Regions from separate parts of the Homo sapiens genome. Here region 1 is linked to region 2. Evidence: chromatin loops called from intact Hi-C (ENCODE). Cell type or tissue: tibial artery. All regions are shown on one strand. Links, peaks and the distances in the headings refer to the core of each region. The heading gives the core; the rest is flanking DNA. Region 1 overlaps GRM5 (glutamate metabotropic receptor 5). Region 2 overlaps GRM5 (glutamate metabotropic receptor 5).

Region 1 (9,285 bases), core at 766-8,765, 61 kb before region 2:
AAAATGCAAGTTAACAATGTTCGTACCTGTGGTTCCAGTATGATATTAACCTACTCTGTTGTATTATTGTATGTATGTTTTTGTTTGCTGTGCAATAGCTGTTGGCATTCAAAAATATGAGAGAAAAATGGTAATTATACATCTGTAAAGATTTATACCTTACACCATTGTATGCTTATACTAAAAGTATTTTAACTTTATAATTATTTCTATCATTCATTATATTAAATTTATGAAATATAAAGCAGACCAATAGTTATAGTTATAAAATAATTATGATAGGACTTAACAACCAATAGGCAGAATATCACAATCTATTTTTGCTAGAATGTGAAACCTCCTGAGTGCTATATGCTAACAGGAATATATAAAAATAAATCTTAGACAATTACGAAGATAAAAGTCTAAGGATTATGGAATGTTAGGGCAGCGATGCCAAATAATTTAAAAATCTATCTCCCTTAATGAAATCTAAATCCATAAAATGCAGACAATATAATTTTTTCTTTCTTCATTTCCTATCCATATATGTTATAAGTTATTGCTATGGAAAACAGAAAAATACATGTAGCCCTGAAAATTGCATTGAGTGATCCTTTAGTAACAGTCTCAATGTTTTATTCATTTCAATTTATTAATTCACTAAACATTTGAATGCCTCCTCTGTGCCAGACACTGGTAGGTTCCAGGCCATGCCCTCAAGGAGTCAACAGTCCATTAGGCATGACCTGCCTGAATGGGCATTGCCAGCTTCCAGTCCATTGGGTTTTTCTCACTTATCCTTCAAATTAAACATTCCCTTTCCTTTTTACTCAATCTTTCCATAAACAGTAGAAATCATTAGATTTCCAGTCACTGAATTATCATTTACTGAAAATCACATTCCTTTCTTGCCTCCCTAAGATTATTCTCTGATCACCTCAATTAGTATTCTGGATATTTCCAAGTTCTTAATTCTTACATTTATAATCTCTTGATTTATTTATATGGAAGACTAATTATATACAATGGGCATGGATTTTCACTAGTTGAACTCTCAAATGGCAACATGGTTATTTATTAATACTACAACTCCATGGAGATTTTAGGAAGGCATCCCATGGTGCTACCTGCCATAGGCAAACAACATAAGTACATTCTGTACCCAAAGGAGCAATACCAATCTAAAAATGTTGGAATCTGAATGAATATTCCTAGAAGTTAGTGGTCATTAAACTTGTGTCAGGAAATATAACTATGTGTGGGGCATGCTAGGGCCACACAGTTATTCTTGCCCACTGAAATCATTAGTTATGCTTATCATGATGAAACTGGTACTGCTGAGACGAACCTCACACATCCTGTTGATCGGAGACATAGAACATTGATTCTTATTCCTTAGATATGTTAATAGTTTCACACTCCTAAGCCTTTGGGTGTGCTATTCCCTCTGCACAGAGTGCCATTCTTTTAACTTCTCACATGTTTTCTGATTTGATAAAATGTAATTCATCAAGCAGACAGATTTAGCTTGAATGCAACTTATCAAAAAGCTCCTCTGGGCTTAATGGTTCCTTCTGCTCTGCTTCTAAAATACAGTGACATTCATTGCTTTATTCACTGAACAAGTATTGTGTAACTAATATTCTAAATATGTGGATATAGTGGTGAACAAGGAAGGCAAGATTTCTGCTCTCATAGAGGTAACATGATGCTTTTAGTTTTGCAATTGTCATTGTATTAAAGATAGCTACATTTATTTTTGCTTCCCCAAAGTAGACTACAAATTTTATACTTTGCACATCTTTGTATCCTTAATGCTTGTTATAATGCTCAGTACATACCAAATACTCAAGAAATGTTTAATGTAACTTGTTTAAAAATTAGGTTTTAAAAGGAAAACTTCAAATAACACAGATTTCTTTTCAGATAACTACATCTACTCATTTGTTAATTGAGAAAATAACACTGTCAAATGTGCCTTATAAATGACTCTGAAAGGCTGAGTTGATTCCCCCGTGCAGAATGGTCCTCTTGTTATCTACCTGATGTTATTAAGGTTAATGAATGTATTCATTAGGCTGCATCTCAGTATTTTTTTTTTCAAAATCTGTTTGCAACCCACATAATTATTATGGAAACTGCTGTTCTACCCACATGTAATCATCATCCTGCCAAATCTCTTACTAATAGATTTTAACAGATATTTTGGGATTTTAAAAAATTCTAATAGTGGGAGTCTACGGACTACTTGGCTGTTTTCACATAATATTGCTCCGTGCACCCCAGGAGGAGTAGGAAGTCTCAAATCTCTACACACTAGTGAAAAGCAAGGAAAAATATTGAGACTCTATTTTATTTTATTTTATTTATTTTTTAGATACAGTCTCAGTATGTTGCCCAGGATGGATTCAAACTCCTGGGCTCAGCCTCTGGAGTAGCTAGGACTACAGGCCTTTGCAACTGTGCCTGGCTTTGAAATTTTAAATTAAGGTTCTTATGAATATACCCCAGCCAACACTAATGAATTAATTCCAAAAAGAATCAAAATTTAGAATTGTTCAGAAAAAGATAATGTTATCAACTGAAAATCAACTTATTTCTGAGGTGTATAAATCTCAATATTTCTCATTTCAAAGGATTCATAAAAAGTAAGTAGAGGTAGATTGGAGGAGTGATATCAGAACATTCAAAAGAAGGGAAAAAGTCAGGAACTTGAAATTTGCCACCTGTATATCATAAGATAATTTCCACTGTATGACTTTTTCTAAAGTTCTGCAGGCCTTAGAGATAATTATTAGCCCTAGTTTTTACATCTGAGGAAACTGGAGGATTAACTAGCCTTATAACTGAGGAAATCTGAGGGATTAAATAACCTACTCAAAACCCCATGACAAATGTAGAGGGGATATAAACTCAGATCTTGCTAATTCTAAAACTCCAGCACATTTCATACTTCATAAACCTGCTAAGTAATGACATACAGTAATGACAGCAGAGAACTGTGTCTTGATGAATTTTATTTAAGAGACATGTATTGGAAAACAGGGATCAGATTGTATATTGAAAATGTGTAGGTAAGATTCTAAAATGGCATCCAAGATCTCTGATCTTTGGGGTATACACACCTCTCTTAGTTATTCAATCAAACACTCATCTAGATAAGTGCTTCTCTGGAAGGATTTTAAAGATGTATTTTAGGTTCCAAACAAGCTGACTTTAAAATAGGGATACTACCCTCTATAAATCTGATCTAACTAGGTGAGTCCTAAAAGGGACTGGTGATTTCTGATTTAAAAAAAAGATTCAAATGAGGGGGACTTGACATGAGAGAGCTAGAGGAGAATCTCCGTTGTTGGCTTTCCTGATGGAGGGAGCTACAGGGAAAGGAATGCAGGTGGTCTCTCAGAAATGAGTATGGCCTCCAGCAAACAACCAGCACCAGAATGGAGACTCAAGCCTACACCCACAGACCACCAAATTCAGCCAAAAACTTGAATATATTTGGAAGCAGATTCTTCCAGAAAGCCTCCAAAAAGAAATGCAGTTCGCCAATACCCTGACTACAGCCTGTCTGACCCTGAGCAGAGAACCCAGTTGCCATACCCAGACTCCTGACATCCAGAAAGTATGAAATAATACACGCATTTTTCTTTAAGCTTCTAATTTTGTTATAATTTGTTACACAGCAATATGAAGTTAATACTCACTTCCCAACTCTATTCTGCATTTCTTCACTTGGAAGGCCAATGCCTGTTAATATTTGAAGAGATAAAATCTTAGGCGGTCTGACCTAATTCTGGGTGTGGTCAGTATAGACTGACTTACAAAGACGTGGGGATTACAGGAAATAACAGATAGTAAGAAAAACCTATTAGAATAGTTGGAATATCCATCCTGTCTTGATTTTGGTCCTAGGATGGCAGGCATTATCTCCTCTGGTTTAATGTCTTGTGGCTCCAGGGATGCTTCCACGTCATATGCATGCTTTAAATAGGAGAGGCTGATAAATATCTTTATAAATAGATTGATTACATTGTGTGTTACCCAATCTTTTGTTTCTCTCATCATATTATAGCCATTTGGAGAAATGCAAAAATTGAGGCTATTGTATAAAATGTGCAACAATTTAGTAAGCAAAATGATCCATTTCAACAGAGAAAACACTTTGAATGAGCTATTGTATCCATAGCTTTATATAACCTTGTCTGTTTTTTCATGAAGTTTCCTTTCTTAGGATGATCTTCCAGTTTTCATGCTATAATCCCTTCTTCCACTGAATTGGACTAATTCCTTCTGTTAAGCTTGTAAATTTTTATCAGTGGGACTAGTGCTTAGAGTTTCCTGTTACATGACTGTGCTGGGATAACACCTTTTCAAAAATATTTCTCCTCTTCTTAATTGCCTCTTTTATGAAGGCCAAACAGCCTCTGAGAGCACAATCAAGGTGATTGCACGGTGCTAAGTGCAATATTAAATCAGTAATTTTTTTATTGAACACCTAAGCAATAAGACAGGCTTCAAGAGGATATCAATGAATATAAACCTCACCTCCCAGTTTGTTTTATTTCTTTTTATATCATAACAGGTCACTAGGGACTTCATAATTTCAAATCTATATTTTCCTCATACTTTCCTCAAACTTCCTGCATTATTTAACATTACTGATTCATTTAGTAAAATCTAACAAGTAACATTGTACTTGCTAAGTTCTCTGCAGAGTGCTGCATATGAGGAATAAAGAGAAGAAAAATTATCATTCCCTTCAACCTTAGAGTCAGGTAAATGAAAAAAATTACTTGAATGATAACTATGATAATGTATGTAGTGTTTTTTTCCTACCAAACATTGTCCTAAGCAATATATGCTTATGCCTATATTCTGCTAAATATTATATATACAGTTGGCCCTCCATATCCCTGGGTTCTACATGTGTGGAATCAATCAACCCAGATTTAAAAAAAACTGGAAAAAAAATGGATGGTTGTGTCTGTACTGAACATGTACAGACTTTTTTTCCCTTGTCATTATTCCCTAAACAATAGAGTATGGCAACTATTCACATAGCATTTTCTTTTCTTTTTTCTTTTTTTTAAAGATAGAATCTTAAAAATCTTGCTGCCCAGGCTGGAATGCAATGGCATGATCTTGGCTCACTGCAACTTCCGCCTCCTGGGTTCAAGCAATTCTCCTGCCTCAGCCTCCTCAGTAGCAGGGACTACGGGTGTGCACCACCATGCCCGGCTAATTTTTGTATTTTTAGTTGTGACGGGGTTTCACCATGTTGGCCAGGCTGGTCTCGAACTCCTGACCTCAGGTGATCCACCTGCCTCGGCCTCCCAAAGTGCTGGGATTACAGGTGTGAGCCACAGTGCCCAGCCTCACATAGCATTTTCATTGTATTAGGTATTATAAGTAATTTAGGGATTATTTAAAGTATATAAGAATATGTATATACTATATGATAATGATTTGAGCTATTATAAAAGTGACTTGAGCAACCACGAATTTTAGAATCCACTGAGGGTCTTAGAATCAATCCCCCACAGATACTAAGGAAAGACTATATGTATGAAACTGAAGTACATAATTTTACATGTTCACATTCCACATGAGGCAACTGTAGCTTGCAAAGCAAGCAAATTGCCCAGGGTTGCACAATATTTAAACCCACTCTATCTAAATCTAGACATTAAAACTGAACTAGAACAATGTATTAAATGTGATCTTTAATACAAATCTGTGTCCAAAGGTATATACATAAAAATGTAGATAGAAGAGATAATTTAATTTATTTACACACACACACACACACACACACACACATCCCTCTTGGAATTTCTTTCTTTTTTTTCCTTCTACCTGAATCGTCAAATAGAGAACTGCCTTAAACCATTAAATTAATATTCTGATAAAATGTCTATTTCTGTATTGTTCAGTACCCTGTCATTGTTAGTAAGAGTCTCTCTAATAACATGGAAAAGACCAATTAGAAGATGCTTAAGAGACCTTGATTTCTGTACATAAACACAGAATGGGCTCATTTCCATTCACATTTCACTTTGAGGCAACATGTTTTTCCTGGACAAAATATCCCCACGACACTCAGAAACCTATTGTGAACTTCTCACATTTATTTAATATAGTTTCCAAATAAAACGTATAGGTATAGAGGAAGAGTAAATAATCAAAAATTACACTGGGATTCAGATTAAGTTTTAGAAATAATCATTGTACAAGAAGTGACACAAAATTCAAAACCTAAGTTCCTGAAAAATTTAGGTATCATATGCTCAATAACTAATCCAAGTAGACTTAAATTTTAAGTCACATAATAGAAACTGAACAGCTACTTCCACATTTTCCTGTGATAGATTAGGCAAGCCCTCCTCTGAAGACAACTAGAAAGGCTGAATATTTTTTTTTTAATTTGTTTAAGTTGTCAGAAAGCTATCTAGTCAGCCAGTACTGAGGGGGCCATGATCCAGGAGAAAAAAAAAAATGGACTGAAGAAAGACTTTCCCTTTGAAGTATGTGACAATTCATTGAAGTTGAACTCATTGATAAGAAGCTAAGAAGTTGGGACAGAAGCACCAGGTGAGCTTTGAACATTTTTGAGTTCTGGGCTAGTATTACATTTAAAATCTTATCAGTGAATATCTGGGAGGGAAAAGAAGCACAGATATCTGAAGCAGATATTATTTCCTCCCTTGAATTCTTTGCTAATTTGTAGGCATTTACTGAAAATGTCAGAAGTGGCTAAGAGATTGGACAGATGAGAAGAGCTTTAGGCAGTCATACTGAATTGAAGAAAAAAAGAATTGTAATTGTTCATTAGTCTATTTCCTGTTGTTTATAAGAGAATGCCCACAACTGGGTAATTTATAAAGAAAACAGGTTTATTCTATTTTTTATTCGGCAGGCTAAGAAGTTCAAGGGCATGCCTCTAGCTTCTGGTGAGGGCTTTTGTGCTGTATCACAACAAGGTGGAAAAGGAAGTGGACACATGCAAAGAGGGGAAACTTGAGAGGTGTTCTGACTTTATAATCACTCACTCTTCCAGGAACTAATCCATTCCCATGAGAATCAATCGAGTCTCTCAAGAGTGAGAACTCACTCAGGAGGAGAGAGGAGCAACAAGCCATTGATGAGGGATCTGCCCTCATAACCCAAACATCTCCCACTAGGCCCCACCTAACAACATCACAGGGGGGATCAAATTCCAGCCTGAGTTTTATTGAGAACAAACAAACCATTGCAGATAGTAACCACTTTGAGTTTTTATTTGGGATCATTACAGGCTATATTTTAGTTGTAAAGACAAACTGGAAAGTGATAGGCTCCAACAAAAATGGAAACTGCTTCAGATCCTCTCACTATCAAGCTAGCTTAAAATGGTCTTCCTCTCTTTTAACTGCTATAAACAAGCAACAGCAAATTCTCTCTGGATGAACATACAACCAGATGTAGCCTTAGATTACCTCTACAATTTTTATACATGTTGTCTATCATTTCAGTAGTAAATGGACAGACATATAAAGCATTAAAGAAAAAGAATGAAATGATTGAAAACCAGGAAAAACAGTCAATGAAATCAACCCCATCCCAATCATTAGAATCAATAGAGTGAATTTAAATACAAATATGAATAATATATTCAAGAGAATAGATGAAAAGTCAGAGAAGTAAGTTGAAAGCAGTAATTTTTTTAAAAAAGAGAAATTTAAGAAACTAAACATTTAAAAATTTAAGAACTCAATGGATGTGTCACCTTCAGCAGAATAAACACAACCAAAAATGAAGTTTAGAAAACTTAGAGGAATAGAATATATCCAGACTGAAACATGGAAAAACACAATTTTTGAATATAGAAAAGTATAAAATATGATGAAAACATCTAAGTCAGATAATTAGTTTTCCAGGGGGAGAAGAAAAAAGAGAATAGAGTAGAAATCATATTTGAAGAGATAATGATGGAGTATTTCCAAAACCAAATGTGCAACCAGCATGAAACCTACCAAAACACAGATTAATAAGTATGATGAATCCAAGCAAAATGAATATGAAGTAATTCACACTCAGGTTTATCATAGTAAAGCTGCTAAAAATGAAAGGCAAAGTTATTGAAAGTAAAATGCAGGAAGTGAGAAAAAGAAGCACATTAAACCCTCCAAAACTAGAGGTCATAGAAAAATAAAAATTTATGGAGAATTGCTTAAAAAAAGTATAGTAGAAAGAAAAAGTTAGGCCAGGCGCAGTGGCTCACGCCTGTAATCCCAGCACTTTGGGAGGCCAATGCAGGCAGATCACAAGGTCAGGAGTTCAAGACCACCCTGGCCAATATGGTGAAACACCGTCTCTACTTAAAAAACACAAAATTAGCTGTATGTGGTGGCAGGCGCCTGTAGTCCCAGCTACTTGGGAGGCTAAGACAGGAAAATCGCTTGAACCTGGTAGGCGGATGCTGCAGTGAGCCGAGATTGAGCTACTGCACTCCAGCATGGGCGACAGAGGGAGACTCTATCAAAAAAGAAAAAAAAAAGAAAAAAAATGTTAAAGTCAAAATTGATTCTTTGAAAAGACTAATAAAACTGATGAACATTTATGAACACTTGGCAACAATGAAAGAAATGAGAAATGCACAAGTTATACACTAAAAAGTAATTGTAAAAGGGCAGCCAAAAAGAATATTGTGAAATATGTTATGGAAATAAATTTGAAAATTTAGATAAAATAGAAAAATCCCTACATAAGTATTAAATTATGAAACAGAAACAAACATAAAACAGAATAATTTTATATCTCTTAAATCAGTGGAAGTTTATTTAAAACATCTGCAGAAACTCGCACACACACACACACACACAAAGACAGAATAATTTTATATCTCTTAAATCAGTGGAAGTTTATTTAAAACATCCCCAGAAACTCGCACACACACACACACACACACACACACACACACACACACACACAGAGTCTGGCCCACCAACTTCACTAACAAATTATTCTATACCTTTAGACGAGAAATAACACCAATACTCAACAATTTTTTTTCAAAAAAAAGCAAAGAGGAAAACTTCATTTTATAAGTCCAGAAAAACAGTAATATCTAAATATTAAAGTGATTTCAAAATAAAGACAAAATGTAGGCCAAACTCTTATAAATATCAATGAAAAATCTCAAATAACATATTAGGAAACTGTCCAGCAATGTATAGAAATGCCAATACTCATTCAAATTTGGTATACCCCAGGAATGAAAAATTATTATTGTTATTATTGTGGTAAAAACAGGTAACAAGA
Region 2 (9,285 bases), core at 741-8,740:
CATAGTTTGCAAAAATGTTCTCCCATTCTGTAGCTTGTCTGTTTACTCTGTTAATAGTGTCTTTTGTTTTGTAGAAACTCTTTATTGCTTGACTCTCTTCCCTAAAATATAAAAGTCCCGTGAAGACAGAACCTGGCATTTAGGAGGTATCCAATTGATAGTTGTTGAACAAATCCATGTCACGTACAAAATCACAGAGATATGCATGGAAGACAGGAAAAATGGAAGGTCTCTACTATACACCATCTAAGCCCTTTTTTGAATATTGTTTTGACAATAAATGAGTGGCTGTGAACTTTTAAGATAATACACTGGAAAAAGCTTTGAGGGGAAAGTGTTTATACCTATGACTGAGTGCAGATATGTTTTCCCTTGCAGACAATTAAGTGAAGGTGGAAGTAAGCATCATTTTATTACATATAAATAATCTGCTAAGAGGCCACTCTCAGCCTCTGGTACAAGGTAACTTGAGATAGGAGTTGCCTGCGAGCCAGCCTTTTACCTTAAAATCCTGTTCAGGATCCTGCCATTCATACCAACTGGGTGAATAAGGCTATGAAGTTTCACCCCACAAATCATAGTCAAAACAGTTTTAGCTGAAAACACTCAATGCAGAAAAAAACAGCTACTGGCCACTTTTTTTTCTCTGTAATAGGGAGACATATTCAGCTTATCCAAAATGAACACATTTTAGAAAAAGTTAAAAATAATATTGGAGAGCGTCCTTCTGTCTAATCTCCATTAAAATTGTTATGTGCCCTGTGCAAAAGCCATTTATATGGACAGACTCACACAGGTTTGCAGGAAAATCATTACTCTGTGTGTGTGTGTGTGTGTGTGTGCGTGTGTGTGTGTGTGTGTGTGTGCCTGTATTGAATTTATACTGCTTGGCACAAAACCAGTCTCTATCAAGAGCAACAAAATCCAGTAAGGTTCACAATATCTCAGATGTGTTTTTTCATAATTTAAAAATAAATACACAGTGGTTAATGTGGGATAGCCATCACGTAGCATTTCTATATGTGGCTTCAAATCCTGGCTCTACCACTTTACCACTTGTGTGATTTTAAGTACATTCTTTAACCTTCCTGAAATTTATTCTCCTTAGGTGCAAAAATATGGTAATCACACAACCTTAAAATAGGATTCTTAGGGAGATTACATGAGCGAATACATGTAAAAACATTTAGCACCACGATGGTGATACAAAGCACACTCAACAATCGTTGGCTATAACAGTGAATATTTTCATCATGAAAAGAGCAACTAATTTTTCTCCTTTCTAGAAATTCAATCTTTTTTGGTGGGAGTGCAAGGTTGAGAAAGGTCCCGGGAAGAGTTCGCATCTTGTCATTAAAGCCACCCCTGCATCATTGGAATATTTGAACTAAGAATGCACTATTTCATATTTTATTGATTCTATTAACTGAAGAATATAGCACTGCAAACTGTACAAAAGTTAGACCACTCTTCTTAATTTCTAATGTTTACCAAGTATCTGGTGGTTACAAAAACACAGTCTAATATTACAGTTTATAGCATTATCTTTCATAAGTGACTTTAATCATACATGCTTATACTGTTAATATAAATGTTAATAATTATTCCAAACAAGAATAAACATCTCCAGATTCATACTGTTACAAATGCACATCCATAACTTGATTTTGTGCCATTTGGGTAAGTCTCCATCTTGTCACTGATGGTTGGAAATAAGTGAAAAACATCCTATCTATGAACTCACTTTCAGTAATGAAGTTTTTATGCCTCTCAGTAATGAAGTTTTTATGCCTCCAAGGTGAATATAGATAAGAACATCCTCTTTTACTGAAATCATCAAATATGTGAAAAGAAATTGACAAAGGAAAAGACAGCTTTTGTTCTCCACAGTACTGGATGCAAATGTGAAAGACTGTTCACTTTTATGAAGATATACCTCATTACTTCTTAATTTCTTTCCAGAAAAACAGACTGGGGATGTAAGGTGTGACTAAATGACTAGTGATATCTAATTTTCACAAGCTGAACACATGGCCCGACACTGGGTATTTGGTCAATTCACATTTCTAAATTAATTAGCAAAGCAGTGAGAAGGAAATATCAAATAATGGAATATTCTCTTGGTTCACATTTGGTCAAAATTTCATTGCCTGGCTGAGAATTACTAACAATTAACACCTGTGCATTTAGCCTGCAACCATATTTGGCATTATGTTTGGTTTTAGCCTTTACTGGAGGGTGGAATAGCAGAATTATACTGTTAAACCACTCCTCTAAAACTGTGGAAAAATGAGTTGGTATCACTGTAAGGATGCCCTGATGACCTGGTGTGAAATCTGCCTCCAACCATTTGTAGCTTCTCAGGGAATCTGCTGAGCTTTCTGACACAACTCCAACCTGCCTCAGGGCCCTTGCTGTGACTGCGTTTTCAACACTTCTCCAAGTGTTGAGCAGAGGGAGAACTCGGAAGTGAGAGGAATTACTTTATGGTAACTTTTGTACATTTCAGAAGCCATAACATGCAGAAATCTCAGTGCAGCTGCTCTACTTCCTAGATCTCTCAGATTTGTCCAGGAGGGACTGGCACAATCAATCTTTATATACTAAGACAAGGGAGATACCTGGACAAAAAGCTAGACATATACTATTGTTTACTGTATAACAAAATGGTCTGTTTTGTTTGGATTTTCCAGCAATTCATGGCTATGCTATAATTTCTTTAATAAGTAGATTTTAATTTTTAGCATAGTTTTATGTTTATAAAGATAATAATGCAGAAAACACAGATTTCCCATATACCGCCTCATCCCCAGTTTCCCCTAATATTAACATCTTGTATTATTGTAGAATAGTTGTTACAATTGATGAATCAATATTGATACATTATTATTGACTGAAGTCTATAGTTTACTTTAGGGTTCACTCTGTGTTGTACATGCTATGGCTTTTGACAAATTTATAATGACATGTATCCACCATTATAGCCTCATACACAATAAAATTTCAGGCCCTAAAAATCCCCTGTGCCCTGCCCATTCATCCTTCTTCTCCTGCTCCCTCCTCCCTTGAAACCCGTCAACCACTAATATTTTTACTGTTTCCATAGTTTTTCTTTATTCAGAATGTCATATATTAAGAATAATACAGTATGTAGTCTTTTCAGATTGGCTTTTTTTTTTTCTCATAGCAATATGCTCTCAAGGCTCCTCCATGATTTTTCATAGCTTGATAGCTCATTTCTTTTCATCACTGACTACTATTCTATTGTATGAATGTGCCACAGTTTATACCATTCACCCACTGAAGGACATCTTGGTTGCTTCCAAGTTTTGGCAATTATGAATAAATTCATGAATACATATTTATGTGTAGGTTTTTGTGTGGGCATAAGTTTTCAGCTCAACTGGCAAAATGCAAAGGGGCATGATTGCTTGATAGTATGGTAAGAGTATGTTTTGTTATGTAGGAAACTGTTTGTTCGTTTGTATTCCAAAGTGGCTATGCCATTTCGAATTCCCACAAGCAATCAATAAGACTTCCTGTTGCTCCATGCTTTTTTTCTTGCTTGTCTCTCAAACAAATGGTTGTTACTATGGAAGAGGTCATTAAGCTACATGAGTTCTACAAAAGATGTGGGAAACCTCTGAACACTCAAGCAACTAGATAACAACTTTTCACTGTGGAACATTCCTTCCCCTTATCATTGAGGTTTTAAACAGCAGTGTCAACCTTTGTGTACTCACTCCATCACTCTTCATAGCTCCTAGCATGATCCTTATCTTAGCCAGGCATCAGGACCCTCTAACCTCATGCTTACTCTTGTAGCATCACTTCAGGCTCTTTGTTCACTTGGCAGCCAGGATGCCCTTTTTATTTATTTATTCCTTACTTCTTAAATCTTGTTTCATTTTAGATTCAGGGAGTACATGTGCATGTTGCTATATGGGCATATTATGTACTGCTGGGGATTGGGCTTCTATTTGGATATCCATTACCTAAATAGTGAACATTATACTCAATAGGTACTGAGAATGCCCTTTTAAAAATGAAAATCCAAATTTAAACTCTCTTAGGAGATAGTTCAAATCCTTAATATAATCTATGAGGACTTACATGTGCTCGTAGCTACCTATTCCTCCAGATCCATCTTTGACCATTTTCTTTCCTGCTTAGTTTAACTCATCTCTATTGGCTGCCTTCTCATTCCACATGAGTGTTGTTACTAATCTGCCACTGAGCCTAAGCACATACCATCCCTGATAGTGGAAAGGTATCTTCTTTCCTACCCAATCTTCACCTGTTAAAATCATATTCTTTCTTCAGGTCTCCTCTGCACTGACCTTTTCTCAGGAGGCCGTCGGTCCCTGCCACTCTGCTTACACTGTGTCCTAAAGTTACTTGCTTCCCAATACTCCATATACTTACTCCTAACTAACTGCCCTCCATGGTGTTATTGCACAGTTCTTAACTTGATATTTATCTTCTTCTCTAGATAGTATGTTTTGTGATGGTAGGGTTGCATCTATTTTACTCACTAGTTTATTCTTTGGACCAGTAATAGTGATGGGGCATTGTAATATATTAATAAGTACTTACTTACTGCATGAATGGATGGATAATAACAAACATAGGTGGCTGGCAAGATGGCCAAATACAAACAGCTCCAGTCTGCAGCTCCCAGTGAGATCAATGCAGGTGGGTGATTTCTGCATTTCCAGCTGAGGTACCTTGCTCTTCTCACTGGGACTGGTTAGACAGTAGGTGCAGCCCATGGAGGGTGAGCTGAAGCAGGGTGGGGCATCACTTCTTCCGGGAAGTACAAGGGGTTGGGGAACTCCTTCCCCTAGCCAAGGGAGGCTAGGGCTGTGCTGTAAGAAACGGTGGATTCTGGCCCAGATACTATGCTTTTGACAAAGTCTTCACAACCCGCAGACCAGAGATTCCCTCAGGTGCCTATGCCACCAGGGTTTTGGGTTTCAAGCACAAAACTGGGTGGCCATTTGGGCAGACAGTGAGCTAGCTGCAGTTTTTATTCATACTCCAGTAATGCCTGGATGCCATGATACAGAACCATTCACTCCCCTGGAAAGGGGGCTGAAGCCAGGGAGCCAAGTGGATCCCATCCTCATGGAGCCCAGCAAGCTAAGATACGCTGGTTTAAAATTCTTGCCACCAGCACAGCAGTCTGAAGTTGACCTGGGACACTCAAGTTTGGTGGGGGGAGAGGTGTCCACCATTATCAAGGCTTGAGTAGGTGGTTTTCCCCTCACAGTGTAAACAAAGCCACCAGGAAGTTTGAACTGGGCAGAGCCCACCACAGCTCAGCAAAGCTGCTGTAGCCAGACTGCCTCTCTAGATTACTCCTCACTGGTCAGGGCATCTCTGAAAGAAAGGCAGCAGCCCCAGTCAGGGGCTTATAGATCAAACTCTCATCTCCTTGGGACAGAGCACCTGGGCGAAGGGGTGACTGTGGGCGCAGCTTCAGCAGACTTAAATGTTCCTGGCTGCCAGCTGTGAATAGAGCAGTGGATCTCCCATCACAGCACTCAAGCTCTGCTAAGGGACAGACTGCCTCCTCAAGTGGGTCCCTGACCCCCATGCCTCTGGACTGGGAGACACCTCCCATCAGGGATCGACAGACACCTCATACAGGAGAGCTCTAGCTGGCATCTGGTGGGTACCCCTATGGGATGAGGCTTCCAGAGGAGGAAACAGGCAGCAATTTTTCCTGTTCTGCAGCCTTTGCTGGTAATACCTAGGCAAACAGGGCCTGGAGTGGACCTCCAGCAAACTCCAGCAGACCTGCAGCAGAGGGGCCTGACTGTTAGAAGGAAAACTAACAAACAGAAAGGAATAGCATCAACATCAACAAAAAGGATGTCCACAAAAAACTCCATCTGAAGGTCACCAACATCAAAGACCAAAGGTAGATAAATCCACGAAGATGAGAAAAAAACAGTGCAAAAAGGTTGAACATTCCAAGAACCAGACTGCCTCTTCTCCTCCAAAGGATCACAACTCCTTGCCAGCAAGGAAACAAAACTGGATGGAGAATGAGTTTGATGAACTGACAGAAGTAGGCTTCAGAAAGTGAGTAGTAACAAACTCCTCTGAGCTAAAGGAGCATGTTCTAACCCAATGTAAAGAAGCTAAGAACCTTGAAAAAAGATGAGAGGAATTGCTGACTAGAATAACCAGTTTAGAGAAGAACATAAATGACCTAATGGAGCTGAAAAACACAGCACAAGAACTTCATGAAGCATAGATAAGTATCAATAGTCTAACCAATTAAGCAGAAGAAAGGATATCAGAGATTGAAGATCAACTTAATGAAATAAAGTGTGAAGACAAGATTAGAGAAAAAAGAATGAAAAGGAACGAACAAAGCCTCCAAGATATATGGGACTATGTGAAAAGACCAAACCTGTGTTTGATTGGTGTACCTGAAAGTGATGAGGAGAATGAAACCAAGTTGGAAAACACTCTTTAGGATATTATCCAGGAGAACTTCTCCAACCTAGGAAGACAGGCCAACATTCAAATTCAGAAAATATACAAAAACACCACAAAGATAATCCTCAGGAAGAGCAATCCCAAGACACATAATCGTCAGTTTCACCAATGTTGAAATGAAGGAATAAATGTTAAGAGCAGCCAGAGAGAAAGGTCAGATTACCCACAAAGGGAAGCCCATCAGACTAACAGTGGATCTCTTGGCAGAAACTCTACAAGTCAGAAGATCATGGGGGCCAATATTCAACATTCTTAAAGAAAATAATTGTCAACCCAGAATTTCATATCCAGCCAACTAAACTTCATAAGTGAAGGAGAAATAAAATCCTTTACAGACAAGCAAATGCTGAGAGATGTTGTCATCACCAGGCCTGCCTTACAAAAGCTCCTGAAGAAAGCACTAAATATGGCAAGGAAAAACCAGTACCGGCCACTGCAAAAACATGCCAAATTGTAAAGACCATCAATACTATGAAGAAACTGCATCAACGAATGGGCAAAATAACCAGCTAGCATCATAATGACAGGATTAAGTTCACACATAACAATATTAGCCTTAAATGTAAATGGGCTAAATGCCTCAATTAAAAGACATAGTCAGGCAAATTGGATAAAGAGTCAAGACCCATCAGTGTGCTGTATTCAGGAGACCCATCTCATGTGCAAAGACGCACATAGGCTCAAAATAAAGGGATGGAGGAAGATCTACCAAGCAAATGGAAAACAGAAATCAGGGGTTGCAATCCTAGTCTCTGATAAAACAGACTTTAAACCAACAAAGGTCAAAAGAGACAAAGAAGGGCATTATATAATGGTAACTGGATCAATGCAACAAGAAGAGCTAACTATCCTAAATATATAAGCACCCAATACAGGAGCACCCAGATTCATAAAGCAAGTTCTAAGAGACCAACAAAGAGACTTAGATTCAAACGCAATAATAGTGGAAGACTTTAACACTGCACTGTCAATATTAGAGAGATCGATGAGACAGAAAATTATCAAGGATATTCAGGATTTGAACTCAGCTCTGGACCAAGCGGACCCAATAGACATCTACAGAACTCTCCTCCCCAAATCAAGAGAATATACATTCTTCTCAGCACCACATCACACTTATTCTAAAATTGATCACATAATTGGAAGTAAAACACACTTCAGCAAATGCAAAAGAATGGAAATCATAGCAAACAGTCTCTCAGACCACAGTGCATTAGAACTCAGGATTAAGAAAGTCACTCAAAACCACACAACTACATGGAAACTGAACAACCTGCTCCTGAATGACTACTGAGTAAATAACAAAATTAAGGCAGAAATAAATAAGTTGCTTGAAACCAATGAGAACAAAGACACAACGTACCAGAATCTCTGGGACACAGCTAAAGCAGTGTTTAGAGGGAGATTTACTAAATGCCCACAGGGGAAAGCAGGAAAGATCTAAAATCAACACATTAACATCACAATTAAAAGAACTAGAAAAGGAAGAGCAAACAAATTCAACAGCTAGCAGAAGACAAGAAATAACTTAGATCAGAGGAAAACTAAAGGAGATAGAGACATGAAAAACCCTTCAAAAAAATCAGCGAATCCAGGAGCTGGTTTTTTGAAAAGATTAACAAAATAGACCACTACCCAGACTAATAAAAAAGAAAAAAAGAGAAGAATCAAATAGACTCAATAGAAAATGATAAAGGGGATATCACCACTAATCCCACAGAAACACAAACTACCATCAGAGAATACTATAAACACCTCTACACAAATAAACTAGAAAATCTAGAAGAAATGGATAAATTTCTGGACACATACTCCCTCCCAAGACTAAACAAGGAAGAGTTCAAATCCCTGAATAGACTAATAACAAGTTCTGAAATTGAGGCCTTAATTAATAGCCTAACCAAAAAAAAAGCCCAGGACCAGATGGATTCACAACCGAATTCTACTAGAGGTACACCGAGGAGCTGGTACCATTACTTCTGAAACTATTCCAAACAATAGAAAAAGAGGGGCTCCTCCCTAACTCATTTTATGTGGCCAGCATCATCCTGATACCAAAACCTGGCAGAGACACAACAAAAAAAGAAAATTTCAGGCCAGTATCCCTGAGGAACATCAACATGAAAATCCTCAATAAAATACTGGCAAAATGAATCCAGCAGCACATCAAAAAGCTTATCCACCAGTATCAAGTCGGCTTCATCCCTGGGATGCAAGGCTGGTTCAACATATGCAAATCAATAAACACAATCCATCACATAAACAGAACCAGTGACAAAAACCACATGATTATGTCAATAGATGCAGAAAAGGCCTTCGATAAAATTCAACACCCCTTCATGCTAAAAACTCTCAATAAACTAGGTATTGATGGAACGTATCTCAAAATAATAAGTTATTTATGACAAACTCACAGCCAATATCACACTGAATAGGCAAAAGCTGGAAGCATTCCCTTTGAAAACCAGTACAAGACAAGGATGCCCTCTCTCACCACTCCTATTCAACATAGTATTGGAAGTTCTGGCTAGGGCAATCAGGCAAGAGAAAGAAATAAAAGGTATTCAAATAGGTAGAGAGGAAGTAAAATTGTCTCTGTTTGCAGATGACATGATTGTGTCTTTTTAGAAAACCCCATCATCATAGCCCAAAATCTCCTTAAGCTGATAAGCAACTTCAGCAAAATCTCAGGATACAAAATCAATGTGGGAAAATTCACAAGCATTCCTATACACCATGAACAGACAAACAGAGAGCCAAATAATGAGGGAA

What was found. A loop is a pair of places that touch in the nucleus more often than their neighbours do. Peaks named below come from ENCODE experiments on the same cell type or tissue, not always from the same donor. Only the 100,000 strongest peaks of a DNase experiment are listed, where the experiment ranks them.
Region 1: a loop joins it to region 2, with 5 times the contacts of the local background. A loop is called at or near these places in 1 of 110 quality-filtered maps.

The regions. Positions count from the first base shown.
Region 1 is chr11:88,659,387-88,668,671 of GRCh38, forward strand. The region is part of intron 3 of GRM5 (glutamate metabotropic receptor 5); the gene reads right to left. Among named protein-coding and RNA genes, the nearest start is that of GRM5-AS1, 160 kb to the left of the region's middle. In tibial artery, for the core only: no CTCF peak of the experiment used is centred there; no DNase peak of the experiment used is centred there.
Region 2 is chr11:88,719,979-88,729,263 of GRCh38, forward strand. All of the region lies in intron 3 of GRM5 (glutamate metabotropic receptor 5), which reads right to left. Among named protein-coding and RNA genes, the nearest start is that of GRM5-AS1, 220 kb to the left of the region's middle. In tibial artery, for the core only: no CTCF peak of the experiment used is centred there; a DNase peak (open chromatin) is centred at 4,794.